Regions from separate parts of the Homo sapiens genome. Here region 1 is linked to region 2. A link is a contact called in ENCODE Hi-C or POLR2A ChIA-PET data. All regions are on one chromosome and are shown on one strand. Each heading gives the region's core, a stretch centred on a gene start or an enhancer-like site at or near the end of the contact. The rest is flanking DNA. Distances are from core to core; before and after follow the strand shown. Region 1 has its middle 18 kb from the start of RHEB. Region 2 overlaps RHEB (Ras homolog, mTORC1 binding).

Region 1 (6,665 bases), core at 3,363-5,862, 35 kb after region 2:
CTTTACATTTTCTTTTTCTTTTTATTTTTTTGAGACAGTCTCACTCTGTTACCCAGGCCGGAGTGCAGTGATGCAATCTCAGCTCACTGCAACCTCTGCTTCCCAGGTTCAAGTGATTCTCCTGCCTCAGCCTCCTGAGTAGCTGGGATTACAGGCTCCCACCACCATGCTTGGCTAATTTTTTTGCATTTTTAGTAGAGACGGGGTTTCACCATGTTGGCCAGGCTGGTCTCGAACTCCTGATGTCAGGTGATCCACCTGCCTCGGCCTCCCAAAGTGCTGGGATTTCAGCATGAGCCACCGTGTCTGGCTGGTCCTTTACATTTTCATATGAATTTTGGAATCTGCCTGTCACTTTCTATTAGAAACAAAAGCCTGCTGGGACTTTGATTGGCATTATTTTGAATCTATAAATTAATTTTGGGAGGATTTACATTTTAACATTATTCAGTCTTCTGACCCATGAATGAAGTATATCACTCCATTTATTTAGTTCTTCTTTAATTTCTCTCAGGAATATTTAGTACTTTTCACTGTATAGGTTTTTATATGTGTAGACAGATTTATCCCTAGATATTTCATATTTTGATGCTATTATAATTGGATTTAGTTTTTTTTTCCCCAGTATTTGCTTGCTGGTTGTTAGTATATAGAAATTCAATTGGTGGCTGGGTGTGGGGGCTCGTGCCTGCAATCCCAGCAATTTGGGAGGCTGAGGCGGGCAGATCACTTGAGCCCAGTTGTTCGAGAACAGCCTGGGTAACATAGGGAGACCCCGTCACTACAATAAACACAAACAATTAGCCACGTGATATGGTTTGGCTCTGTGTCTCCACACAAATCTCATCTTGAATTGTAACCCCCCTGTGTCGAAGAGGGGACCTGGTGGGAGGTGACTGGATCATGGGAGTGGTTTTCCCCATGCTGTTCTGTGATAGTGAGTGAGTCTCATGAGATCTGATGGTTTAAAGGTGTTTGGCACTTCCCCCACTACCCCTTCTGTCACCACGTGAGACGTACTTTACTTCCCTTTAGCCTTCTGCCATGATTGTAAGTTTCCTGAGGCCTCCCCACCCTTGTAGATCTATGAGTCAATTAAATCTCTTTTCTTTATAAATTACCCAGTCTCAGGTAGTTCTTTTTTTTTTTTTTTTCATTTTATTTATCTATTTATTTTTTAAGATGGAGTCTCACTCTGTTGCCCAGGCTGGAGTGCAGTGGCACGATCTTGTCTCACTGCAACCTCCACCTCCTAGGTTCAAGCGATCCTTCTGCTTCAGCCTCCCAAGTAGCTGGGACCACAGGCATGTGCCACCATGCCCCACCATGCCCAGCTAATTTTTTTGTATTTTTAGTAGAGACGGAGTTTCACTATATTGGCCAGGCTAGTCTTGAACTCCTGACCTCATGATCCGCCTGCCTCAGCCTCCCAAAGTGCTGGGATTACAGGCGTGAACCACCGAGCCCAGCCAGGCAGTTCTTTATAGCAGTGTGAAAACAGACTAATGCACCAGGAGTGGTGGCACACCTATAATCCTGTCTACTTGGAAGGCTGAGGCAGGAGGAGGAGGATCACTTGAGCCCAGGACGTTGAGGCTATAGTGAGCTACGATCTCGCCACTGTACTCTAACCTAGGTGACAGAGCAAGACCCTGTATGAAAGAAAGAGAGAGAGAAGAAAGAGAAAGAGAGACAGAGAGAGGAAGGAAAGAAGAAAGAGGAGGAAGAGAAAGAGAAAAAGAAAGAAAGAGAAAGAGAGACAGAGAGAGGAAGGAAAGAAGAAAGAGGAGGAAGAGAAAGAGAAAAAGAAAGAAAGAGAAAGAGAGAGGAAAGAAAGAAGAGAAAGAAAGAGAAAAAGAAAGAAAGAAGGGAAAGAAAGAAAGAAAAGAAAGAAAGAAAAAGAAAGAAAGAAAGAAAAAGAAAGAGAAAGAAAACGTTCTTCTTTGAAAAGGCAATGGACTTCATATGTGGATGTAACATAGAGCTAAGTTACACTTCAACACTGAGTATAGTCAAATGTTCATAAAAACAAATACCATTTCTTTGGTCTTCGTTATGGACTGAATGGCCCCCGCCAAATTCATATGTTGAAATTGCATCCTCAGTGTGATGGTATTTGAAAGTGGGCCCTTTGGGAGGTGATTAGGTCATGAGGGTGGGGGCCTCATGAATGGGATTAGTGCCCTTAAAAGAGGCCTGAGAGCTAACTCACCTGCTTTCCACGATGTGAGGATACAAGGAGAAATCAGCCATCTGCAACCCAGGAGAGGGCCCTCATCAGAACCGACCATGCTGGCACCCTGGACTTCTAGCCTCCAGAACTGTGAGAAATAAATCTCTGTGGTTTATAACCTACCCAGTCTACGGTGCTTTGTTATAGCACCCGAAGAGGCTAAACTAGTCTTAAACATGAACTTTCATTTCTTCGCAAATATGGTCATATCCGTCTCAGAAGTTGGGTTTCTGACCTTGTTCTTTAATGATGTTGTGACGCTTGTACTGGTCCATCTGATCCTGATACTCTCTGGATTGATAAGTAGGTAACTGTCCCTGGAAAAATGGCAAGGTGGGGTAAACGTGTCTGAACGTATAAAACATTTCAGAAGAGGAACAACATCTCTTCAGAACCCTATCTTTTTTTTATTCTAAGGCAGGGTCTTGCCCTGTCACCCAGGCTGGAGTGCAGTGGTGTAATCATGGCTCACTGCAGCCTCGACCTCCCAGACTCAAGCAATCCTCCTGCCTCAGCACCTGCCCCCCATCAGCTGAGACTACAGGCACACACCATCATGCCCTGCTAATTTTAAAATATTTTGTAGAAACGTGGTTTCGCTGTGTTGCCCAGACTGGTCTTGAACTCCTGGGCTCAAGCCATCCGCCCAGCTTGGCCTCCCAAAGTGTTGGCCAAGGCGTGAGCCACCGCACCCAGCCAGAACCCTATCTTTTTATAAAAGGTTTTTGCACATTTGATGACTAATTGCCAATCTTGCTGTTTGCCTAATTTGGAGGGGGATGGTATTCACCACAAGGACAAGATATACAATTGGCTCAGACTCTCAGACTTTAAGCAAGAGAGGTTTGTGCCTTAAATCATTAGGAGAAAAGAAAAGCTGACGGATATGCCAGTTTTATTCCAGAAATGGCATCTCACCAAGGAAGTGACTTCAGTTTAGAAACAGAGCCCCTGAGTTCGAATTCCTGCTCTGCCATTTAGAATCTACATAGCCTTGGACAAGACACTCCACTTTGCCATGCCTCAGGGCCACTCGGAGACAGAGGGCACTCACCCACAGGGAGGGGTGTTCTGCCTGCGGTCTTTCCCCCTCCCTTGCCTGGTCTCCGTCTCTTCTGGGACTGGATTTAGTGTTTGATTCTGTCCTCTGTGTGACATACAGTATGTGATATGACACTGAATATGACGTTTCCTTTCAACTTGTCTTCAAATTATTCTATGATATTTACCTTCCCCTGAATTCTTTCATAACAGTAGTTCCTTTCTTGTTACTTGTTCTTTAATGTGGCTTTTGTTCAAGTTTTTATTTCCCAGCAAAGACCAACTTTCCTTTGATTTTGATGGAGGAAAGATTAGCTACATAAATCATTTGAAATTAAAGCAAACCAAACACAACACAAACATGAAAGGAATATCAAATGCTTCCCTGAATTAAAAGGGTTCCAATCCCAGCACCTCTGAAGATGGGCAGCGTCTTTACTACTTGACCTTAAAGAGGTAACCCAGAAGAAAAAAGAACTTGAGTTGTTAAGAGAAGAGAGAACAGCCAGCTGGAGAGGAACCAATGAAAAGCATTAGAGGCAGCTCTTGGCTGGAGGAAGAAAGCAGTCTGCCTTCAGCGTCTCGTACAAAAGTCTCCTGGTGCACTGTGCAGAGCCAGGCTTGGTTTAAAGTCTCTATTGTTAGCAGATGTCAGCACGACCAGGGTCAGGGTCAAACAGGGAACTCACAAAATGAGTTGAATATTTTAAAAAAAAAGAAAAAGTGATGTGCCTAGATAAACTACAAGAAAAAAAGCCATCTTTAATTGATGTATAAGAAATTTTAGCTGTTAATTTCCATGAGGATTACAAATGTTAAGATTAATGCAAGCATAAAATTAGCCAACTGTCTATAGCTCAAGAAAATTTGCCATTCAATATGCCATATATTAAACAGTAAAAATATTCAAACAGGACACTTTTGAAAATAAGCTTCATGCCCTGGTGGAAGAATGGATTATCTCAGAGAACTGAGCTCAGCAATAAATACATTCTTAAATGAAATATCCAATCCTTATTTGGGAGTGTAGCTTTATCTTAGTGTTTGCTGAGATACAGGAGTTCATTAGTAACTTGCCAGCTATGTAAGATACAGATAGACCACTAAATGAGCACACTGTGTCTGTATTGATAGTTTTATTTCCAGTGGAACTGAGATCAAGCACCGTGCTTGCTGGTTAGTTATACAGCTTTTTTTCTGGGGAAATTTTAGAAAGCTTTTTGTGCCCTAAGGGTCCCTCTGGGGTTTTCCTGCTGCACAGATTGTCATGTTCTGTGCAATGTGACTCTGAGATCCTGGTCCACAGCTGATTGGGTCAGAGAGGGGCACCTGACCCTAGTGCAGCCAGTTTCTAAGCTGGCCTGTGGCCGACTCAGAGCTCTGCTCAAAAGAGCCATCTATTCTGTGTGGTGATTGGCTTGCTCAGCCAGAGGATATTTGAATATAAGATGCAAGAGTCTGCAGTCAGAAGCAGGGTGGAGGCTGAAGGACACCCAGGGAGACTAGAGCCACGAGGCAGCAGAAGCCACGAAGCAGACAGAGCAACCATGGATGCGGGGATCACGGAGGAGTGGAGTGATGGGGAGCGACCACCGCCCACTGCTGTTCTTGGGGTGATGGCAGAAAGAGCAGGAGAGCAGGGCTGTATCCCCAACAGGGTTCCTGTTCTAAGCACGTTTGTGTGCAGGAGGCTGGCTGTGCAGCTGCCTGACCGTTCTCTGTTTCTTTTCAGTACAACCCTGTCACTAAGGTAACCAGACTATAGCTTTTTCTAGGGAGCCAGGATACCAAGCAAAGCCTTTGCTTATCAAACTGACTGGTTCTCACTAGGGGCTCTCAGAATCTCTGAGTGAGTTCGGCCAAGTGCTGGTCTTTGCATGTCGGTATTAAGCCAGAATACACACAAAGGGAGAGGAGGGTAGGCCGGCTAGTAATGCAACCAAGAGAAATATTAGGGAGTAGATAATTAAATTCTATGAAATTGAAGGATATGTCTTAGAAAGTATTTATGTATTGATTTTTGAAACAGGGTCTTGCTCTGTCACCCAGGCCGGAGCGCAGTGGCACGATCATAGCTCACTGGGACCAAACTCCTAGGCTCGAGGGATCCTCTTGCCTCAGCTTCCCGAGTAGATGGAACTACTGGTGTGGGCCACCACACCTGCCTAATGGTTTTATTTTTAGTAGAGACAAGGTCTCACTATGTTGCCCAGGCTGGTCTTGAATTCTTGGGCTCGAGCGATTCTCCTGCCTCAGCTTCGTAAAGTGCTGGGGTTACAGGCATGAGCCACTGCGCCTGACTTGTCTAGAATTTATGGTAAATTATTACAGTAGTCCTCCCTTAACCGCAGTTTTGCTGTCTGTGGTTTCAGTTACCCATGGGTGACCCTGGTCCAAAAAATATTAAATGAAAAATTCCAGAAACAATTCATAAGTTTTAAGTTGCATGCCGTCCCTGAGTCGCGTGATGAAATCCTGCTCCACCCTGCTTTGTCCAGCCCAGATGTGAATCAGACATCCCTTTCTCTAGGTACCTGTACTGTACATACTACCTGCCCTTCAGTGACTTAGTAGCCATCCCAGTTATCACACAAGAAAAACATAGTCTATACAGGGTTCAGTGCTACTCATGGTTTCAGGCATCCACTGGGGGTCTTGGAACACATTTCCTGTGGATAAGGGGTAACTACTGTTCTTTTACAGTTTGGGATTGTATAAGCTGGGCACAGTGGTTCACACCTGTAATCCCAGTACTTTGGGAGGCTGAGGTGGAAGGATCGCTTGAGGCCAGGAGTTTGAGACCAGCCTGGGCAACATGGGGAGAATGTCTCTACAAAAAAGTGAAAAAAAAAAAAATTAGCTGGGCGTGGTGGTACACATCTGTAGTCCCAGCTACTCAGGAAGCTGAGGCGGATGGCTTGAGCCCAGGAGTTCAAGGCTGCAATGAGCGATGATGGTACCACTGCACTTCAACCTGGGCAACAGAGTGAGACCCTGTCTCTAAAAACAAAATTTAAAAAATCTTGGGATTGTGTAAATAAATTTCCATTAAACAAGAATTGTTGACTATAACAACGGCCAACATTTTGTCTTTTTAGTTTTGTGGCTTATTTACTCCTGAAACCTCTTTTTGCATTTAAATAATTTTGCTTCAAATAAGGTAAAGTGTTAGCAGAGGCAACAAAGACTCCTCATGGTTACTGGTAGATCCATGCAACCAAAGCTTCCCGAAGATTTAAGCTTTTTCTTAAGGCATTCAGCGGTAAAGTTATTTTATTATTATTATTATTATTATTATTATTATTATTTTTGAGATGAAGTCTTGCTCTGTCCTCCAGGCTGGAGTGTAGCGGCACAATCTCGGCTCACTGCAAACTCCACCTCCCAGGAT
Region 2 (6,134 bases), core at 493-2,992:
AGACCAGATTTCACCAGTGGCAAAAATGTTATCAGATGAGTTTGGAACTGCATCTAACATTAAGGCAGGAGTAAACCGCCATCCAGTCCTGGGAGCCATTACATCTATACAACAAAGGCTCAAACTTTATAACAAAGTACCTCCAGATGGTCTGGTTGTTTACTGTGGAACAACTGTAACAGAAGAAGGAAAGGAAAAGAAAGTCAACGTTGACTTTGAATCTTTCAAACCAATTAATACGTCATTGTATTGTGTGACAACAAATTCCATAAAGGGGCTCTTACAGCACTACTTTCAGATGACAGCAAGTTTGGATTCATTGTAATAGATGGTAGTGGTGCACTTTTTGGCACACTCCAAGGAAACACAAGAGAAGTCCTGCACAAATTCACTGTGGATCTCCCAAAGAAACACAGTAGAGGCGTTTTGCCCGTTTAAAAATGGAAAAGCGACATAACTATGTTCAGAAAGTAGCAGAGACTGCTGTGCAGCTATTTCTGGGGACAAAGTGAATGTGGCTGGTCTAGTTTTAGCTGGATCTGCTGACTTTGAACTAAGTCAATCTGATATGTTTGATCAGAGGTTACAATCGAAAGTTTTAAAATTAGTTGATATATCCTATGGTGGTGAAAATGGATTCAATCAAGCTACTGAGTTATCTACTGAAGTCCTCTCCGAAGTGAAATTCATTCAAGAAAAGAAATCAATAGAACGATACTTTGATGAAATCACCCAGGACACGCGAAAGTACTGTTTTGGCGTTGAAGATACACTAAAGACTTTGGAAAAGGGAGCTGTAGAAATTCTAATGGTCTATGAAAATCTGGATATAATGAGATATGTTCTTTATTGCCAAGGCACAGAAAAGGAGAAAATTCTCTAACTCCAAAGCAAGAAAAGGATAAATCTCATTTCACAGACAAAGAGACCGGACAGGAACATGAGCTTATCGAGAGCATGCCCCTGTTGGAATGGTTTGCTAACAACTATAAAAAATTTGGAGCTATGTTGGAAATGATCACAGATAAAATGCAAGACGGGTCTCGGTTTGTGAAAGGATTTGGTGGAATTGGAGGTATCCTGCAGTACCGAGTAGATTTCCAGGGAATGGAATACCAAGGAGGAGACAATGAATTTTTTGACCTTGATGACTAGACATGAGTCTGGCAAAACGTGCCTCACCCTCCAGCATCCAACCCAAGAAGCATACCCATGGTGGAATTCTAACAGATCCCTGCCTTACAACTGAAACACTTCCAGAACTTTATCCATGAGTACTGGTTATTGAAAAGATAACTGAAACAAAACCAGACCCAACCCCACACTTTGTTTTGTCATGGTGTCAGCGCAGCAGCCTACAACTAAGTTCCTAAATGCCACTTTGGACTAATTTAAACAAGAATCCCAGTTTTTACTTTTACTCGATGGTGAAATTCGTTGCTCTTGTATTTTATGAAAAAAAAAAAAATTTTTTTAAGCCTTCATATACAGAAGTAAAAATATTTTAACTGCTGTAAACCTTCAAAAGTTAATAGAAGTGAGATCATACTGGTTTTTTTCTTATTTTGATTGGAGAAAAATTAAATTGCTGCATTTCGCAGTGATCCATTTACATGGCATTCCCAGCTTAGACTGCATAAGAAATAGATGTGGTGAAATGTTGGAACCATTTCTCTCTTGGTCTGTTTAATGTTGAAAGGGTGAGCTAATAGGAGGCAATTTCAACTTCACTCCCTCAAGCTACCCTGTCTCCCTCCAGACTGGCAGTTTCAAGGATGCAAACTGCATTGCAAAATCAAACTGACTCATGAAGCATTTGGGCCAGTGCACTGTTTACTTCCATCTGTTTGCTGACACATTTGTGCCCAGCGTTTGGGAGCCCTTTGTATCAACGTTCTGACAAGTGTCCCTATAACCTTAACCTACTCGAAACCAGTTTGGGTTGGATATGATGGGGCTTCTGTGCTATTGCTGGGATTGGGGGAAATAAAACATGCAATTTAAGTGGGGGGAAAAAATCCACCCAAAGGGATACAGGCATCCCTTGGTATACAAGGGGGACTGGTTCCAGGATGCTTGAGGATAGCAAAATCCGAGTGTGATGAAGCCCTGCTTTTCACCCTGCAGAATCTGCATATATGAAAAGTCGGCCCTCCATACATGTGGGCTTTGCATCCAAGGAATACTGTATTTTCCATTTGCATTTGGTTGAGGAAAAAAAAATTCCTGCCTATAAGTGGGCCCACACAGTTCCAACTGTGTTGATTAAGGGTCAACTGTCCTATTAAGCAATACAAAGGAATTAAATACTGGTATATGTACACATGAATAAATCTCAAATGTGTTGTGCTAAGTAGCCAGACGCAAAAAGCTGCATAATATATGGTTCCATTTATTGGGCATCCTGATAAAGACAAAACTATAGGATAAAAACCACAAAGGGGTAGGGGGCTAACTAGAAACAGGCACAGGGCGCTTTTTGGGTTGATGGATTGTTCTACAGCCTGATTCTGGATGTAGATGACTGCAGACTTGCCAAAACCTGTTGAATGCTACCTCAAAAAAAAAAAAGAAATTTTCTCAAAGTTTTAAATGTTATTTTTCCTTTCTTTTTACAGGTGTGGGACCTCAAGTTTTTTAAAAAATCTTCACCCTTACCTCATACATAAAAACTAACTAGAAATGGATCAGAGACCTAAACATAAAAGCTAAAACTACAAAACTTCTAGAATATGAAAAAAAAAACCCAAAAAACAAAACTTTCTCAAGTCCAACAGAGCTTAAAAGTGAAAACAAAAAAAAAAACAACTTTATGATCTTCAGGTAGACAGATTCCTGACACGATACAAAATAAACAAAACAAAAAAAAAAACGAAAAAGTGAACCGAGTTTCATCAAACTTACAAACTTCTTCTGTTCTCTGAAACACAGGAACAACAAAAAAGTCACACTAGGAGAAAATATTCATTAAATACACATCTGAAAAAGGACTTTTATTCAGAATATATAATTCAGTAAGAAGAATCTGATAATCTAGGCAAAAGACTTGAACAGACACTTCACAAACCAAGATATCCAAATTTCCAGTAGGTATATGAAAAGATGTCCACCATTCTTAGTGGGAAATTTCAAATAAAACCACAACCTACCATCTGAGAATAGCTAGAAAGTTAGAAAGGCCGCCAATACCAAGTATCAGGGAGGATGGGCAGGCAGCAACCAAAGCTCTCATGTGCTGCTAGTGGAGGCATAAAATGGTCAAAATGTTTTGGAAAAACAGTTTGGTAGTTTCTCCTAAAGTATACACTTAACATATATGTGACTCAGCAATATCACACCTAGGTATTTACCAAAGAGAAATGACTGTGTGTCCACGAAGACATTTACTCAAAATGCTCATAATAGCTTTATTCTTAATAGTTAAATACTGGGATAACCCAAATATCCACCAATGGGTGATCAGATAAACAAATTAAGGTATATCCATTCAACAGAATACCACTTTGCAATAAAAAGAAATTATACATGCAACACCATGGATGAATCTCAAAAACATTATGCTAACTGACATACAAAAATGAGTATATATTGTATGATTCGATGTATGTGAAATTTTAGGGTAAGAAAAACTAACCCAGAGTGATGGAGAGCAGATCAGTGCTTCCCGGGGAGCTGGGGTAGGGCGTGAGGGACATGAGAGAACTTGTGGGGATGACGGAATGTTTCATATTTTGATAAAGGCAGAGGTTACATAGGTGCATAAATCTGTCAAAACTCATCCAACTCTACACTTAAAATGGATACTTTATTATATGTAAATTACACCTCAATAAACTTGATTTAGGAAAAAAAGATTTTTTTTAAAAGATAATGCATTTACTTTTTTTTTTTTTTTTGAGACAGGGTCTCTATCTGTTGCCCAGGCTGGAGTACAATGGCAGGATCATAGCTCACTGTATTCAAACTGCTGGTCTCAAATGATCCTCTCACCTTGGTCTCTCAAAGCACTGGGATTACAGGTGTGTGTCACCATGCCCAGCCCATTTACTACTTTTTACTAAACAGTATGAGATGGTGGTTATTAGCTATGTGACTTTGGGCAGTTTTCCTGAGTCCTTTTCCTTATCTGTAAATGGACATCATAATGGTACCTATCCTATAACGTGCTTTGTGAGGATTAAATGAAAATGTATACCAAACATCTGGCATGTAGCAAGTGCTCAGCAAATCTCATTATTATTAATATTAGTAATACTATTAGTAACTGCTCTTAGGCAGAAATAATCCGCTTAGGATAAAAAAAGTATTTTCGGAATTATATCTAATAAATTAACCTGAAAGATGACATACAGTAACTATTTCAACTAAAGCCTCAAAATAACACAAGCAAAATAACAAACATACATATACCCCTAAAGCAGAAAATTACTGTTTCATTTACCCACAGCTGAGTGACTGACACCACCCATTTCATGTGCTCATGGTTCTACAGTCAACGCTGGGCTCACTTTTAGTTTACTCTTTGGGGGGCCTTTATCTGGTGGGCTGGTGGTGCTACACAGCTGGGAAGGCGGGGCATTCTCCCTTTCTCTGTGTCTCCTCCTAACATCTACTGCACATCACTTGAGGCTCCCAAGAACACAAAAGCAGAAGCTGCCAACTTCTTAGGGCTTAAAGCCTGGAACTGGCACATCACCATCTCTGCTGCATTCTGCAGGCTCAAGACAGTCACAGGGCAAGCACAGGAATACCAGGAGAGTGCCTCGTTGGGGACTAACAATAGAACAGACACCAGTAAAGCAGACTTGGTTTGTAAACGGCAGAAAAAAGACTGCAGACTCACCTGGCTTATAAATGGAATGAAACCTGAATCACCACTGTTAAAAGGCTGGAAAAACAATGAACCGCATAAAGGTTTCTATGTGTTCCTTACATGACACACAATGCCAATCATATGCTTAACAATCGTATGCACCCACTCTAGTAAGAAATGTGTAGCTCCCCCTATGGCAGGATTGGTGGTTGTTGCTTTTTCGAGAGGGAGGGGTGATATGTGTTGTATTGTGTGTGTCTATGTATATTACACACACACATATATATAGTGTCACTAAGGAAGTGTTTTGAAAAGATGTTTACGATTCTAATTGGAATACCAATCCCCACATGTCCGTCATATAGAGTCAGATGAGAGTGTGTGATGCAGAACATACACATCTTAATTATTGTACAGAACCTAAAAAGTGAGACACCGTTAGAGTTTACGGAACATTCTCACATGAATTATCTCGCTTGTTCCTGTGAGCTAAGCAGGGTTGACATCATGTTGTTCTTTCTCACACCCCTTCCCCAATTTTAAAAATAGATGCTGGGAGATTTTAAAAAAAAGAAAAAATTAAACTGCAATTATTATTATTATGACAAAGACAAGGCAGAAAAAGTAAAACTAGTTCATAAAAATACCCTTTCAAATACTTATAGGTAACCCTATTGCCAATTATTATGCTACCAGATATATACCACTGAGGAAAATAAGAAATACGTTTAATTATATAACATGAAGGACTCAGTTTCATAAATGAAGAATTTTATTAACAGGATTATTAAACTAAAGAAAAATAAAGTGCTACCCAGAAAGGCCATAAAACTGTTTCCCTGGAGATTTTCAAAACAGGATATTCATCTCTACAGGATGGTTTAAAGACAAAGCTGAGGTGGAAGGCAACAATAATAGCCCTGATAAACTGCAGGAAATTAAATGTTTAGCAACAATGAAGAATGAGTTTTCCTAGAACGGTGGCCAATCTGGAGAGAAGACCTGGGATACAGGTGAGGGTGGGAAAGAGCTAGAGAAAAGCAAAGACAAAAATTCTCTATTTCTTAACATATTAAAGAACATGAAATTTAAGAATGATCAAAACTAGTAATAACACAGTATGAGGAAAATGAGATATGAAATAGAGTATACTCATCCGTCAGCCTGAATGGTTAAAACCATTCATATTTTATAAAGATAATTTCTTCAAAAGTTCTTAAAATCTGCGCTGACCTCATTATCAACACCAATTCACTCCTCACAGTATCTGGGCTGTCTAATATGGCAGCCAGTAGCCATACATGGACAGTAAGTACCTGAA

What was found. Hi-C counts contacts between places; a loop is a spot of excess contacts on that map. ChIA-PET counts read pairs that join two places held with the same protein, here RNA polymerase II (POLR2A). Pooled maps may share reads with other maps.
Region 1: a loop to region 2 is called in a map of aorta, with 7 times the contacts of the local background. The contact joins two enhancer-like sites. A Hi-C loop is called at or near these places in 2 of 168 maps with a recorded cell type or tissue (aorta and mammary epithelial cell) and 1 of 50 pooled maps. POLR2A ChIA-PET finds 5 or more read pairs at or near these places in 12 of 52 experiments (A549, AG04450, BJ and 9 more).

What each region holds. Positions count from the first base shown.
Region 1 is chr7:151,534,564-151,541,228 of GRCh38, forward strand. No RefSeq gene overlaps it. Among named protein-coding and RNA genes, the nearest start is that of RHEB, 18 kb to the left of the region's middle. RefSeq lists an enhancer at 4,373-4,512 and a silencer at 4,546-4,746. Within about 2 kb of position 4,613, at least 7 of the 41 ENCODE cell types and tissues checked have a DNase peak (open chromatin) inside an H3K27ac peak, as active enhancers do.
Region 2 is chr7:151,502,309-151,508,442 of GRCh38, forward strand. All of the region lies in intron 1 of RHEB (Ras homolog, mTORC1 binding), which reads right to left. It also overlaps the pseudogene ETF1P2. Among named protein-coding and RNA genes, the nearest start is that of RHEB, 15 kb to the right of the region's middle. Within about 2 kb of position 1,743, at least 8 of the 41 ENCODE cell types and tissues checked have a DNase peak (open chromatin) inside an H3K27ac peak, as active enhancers do.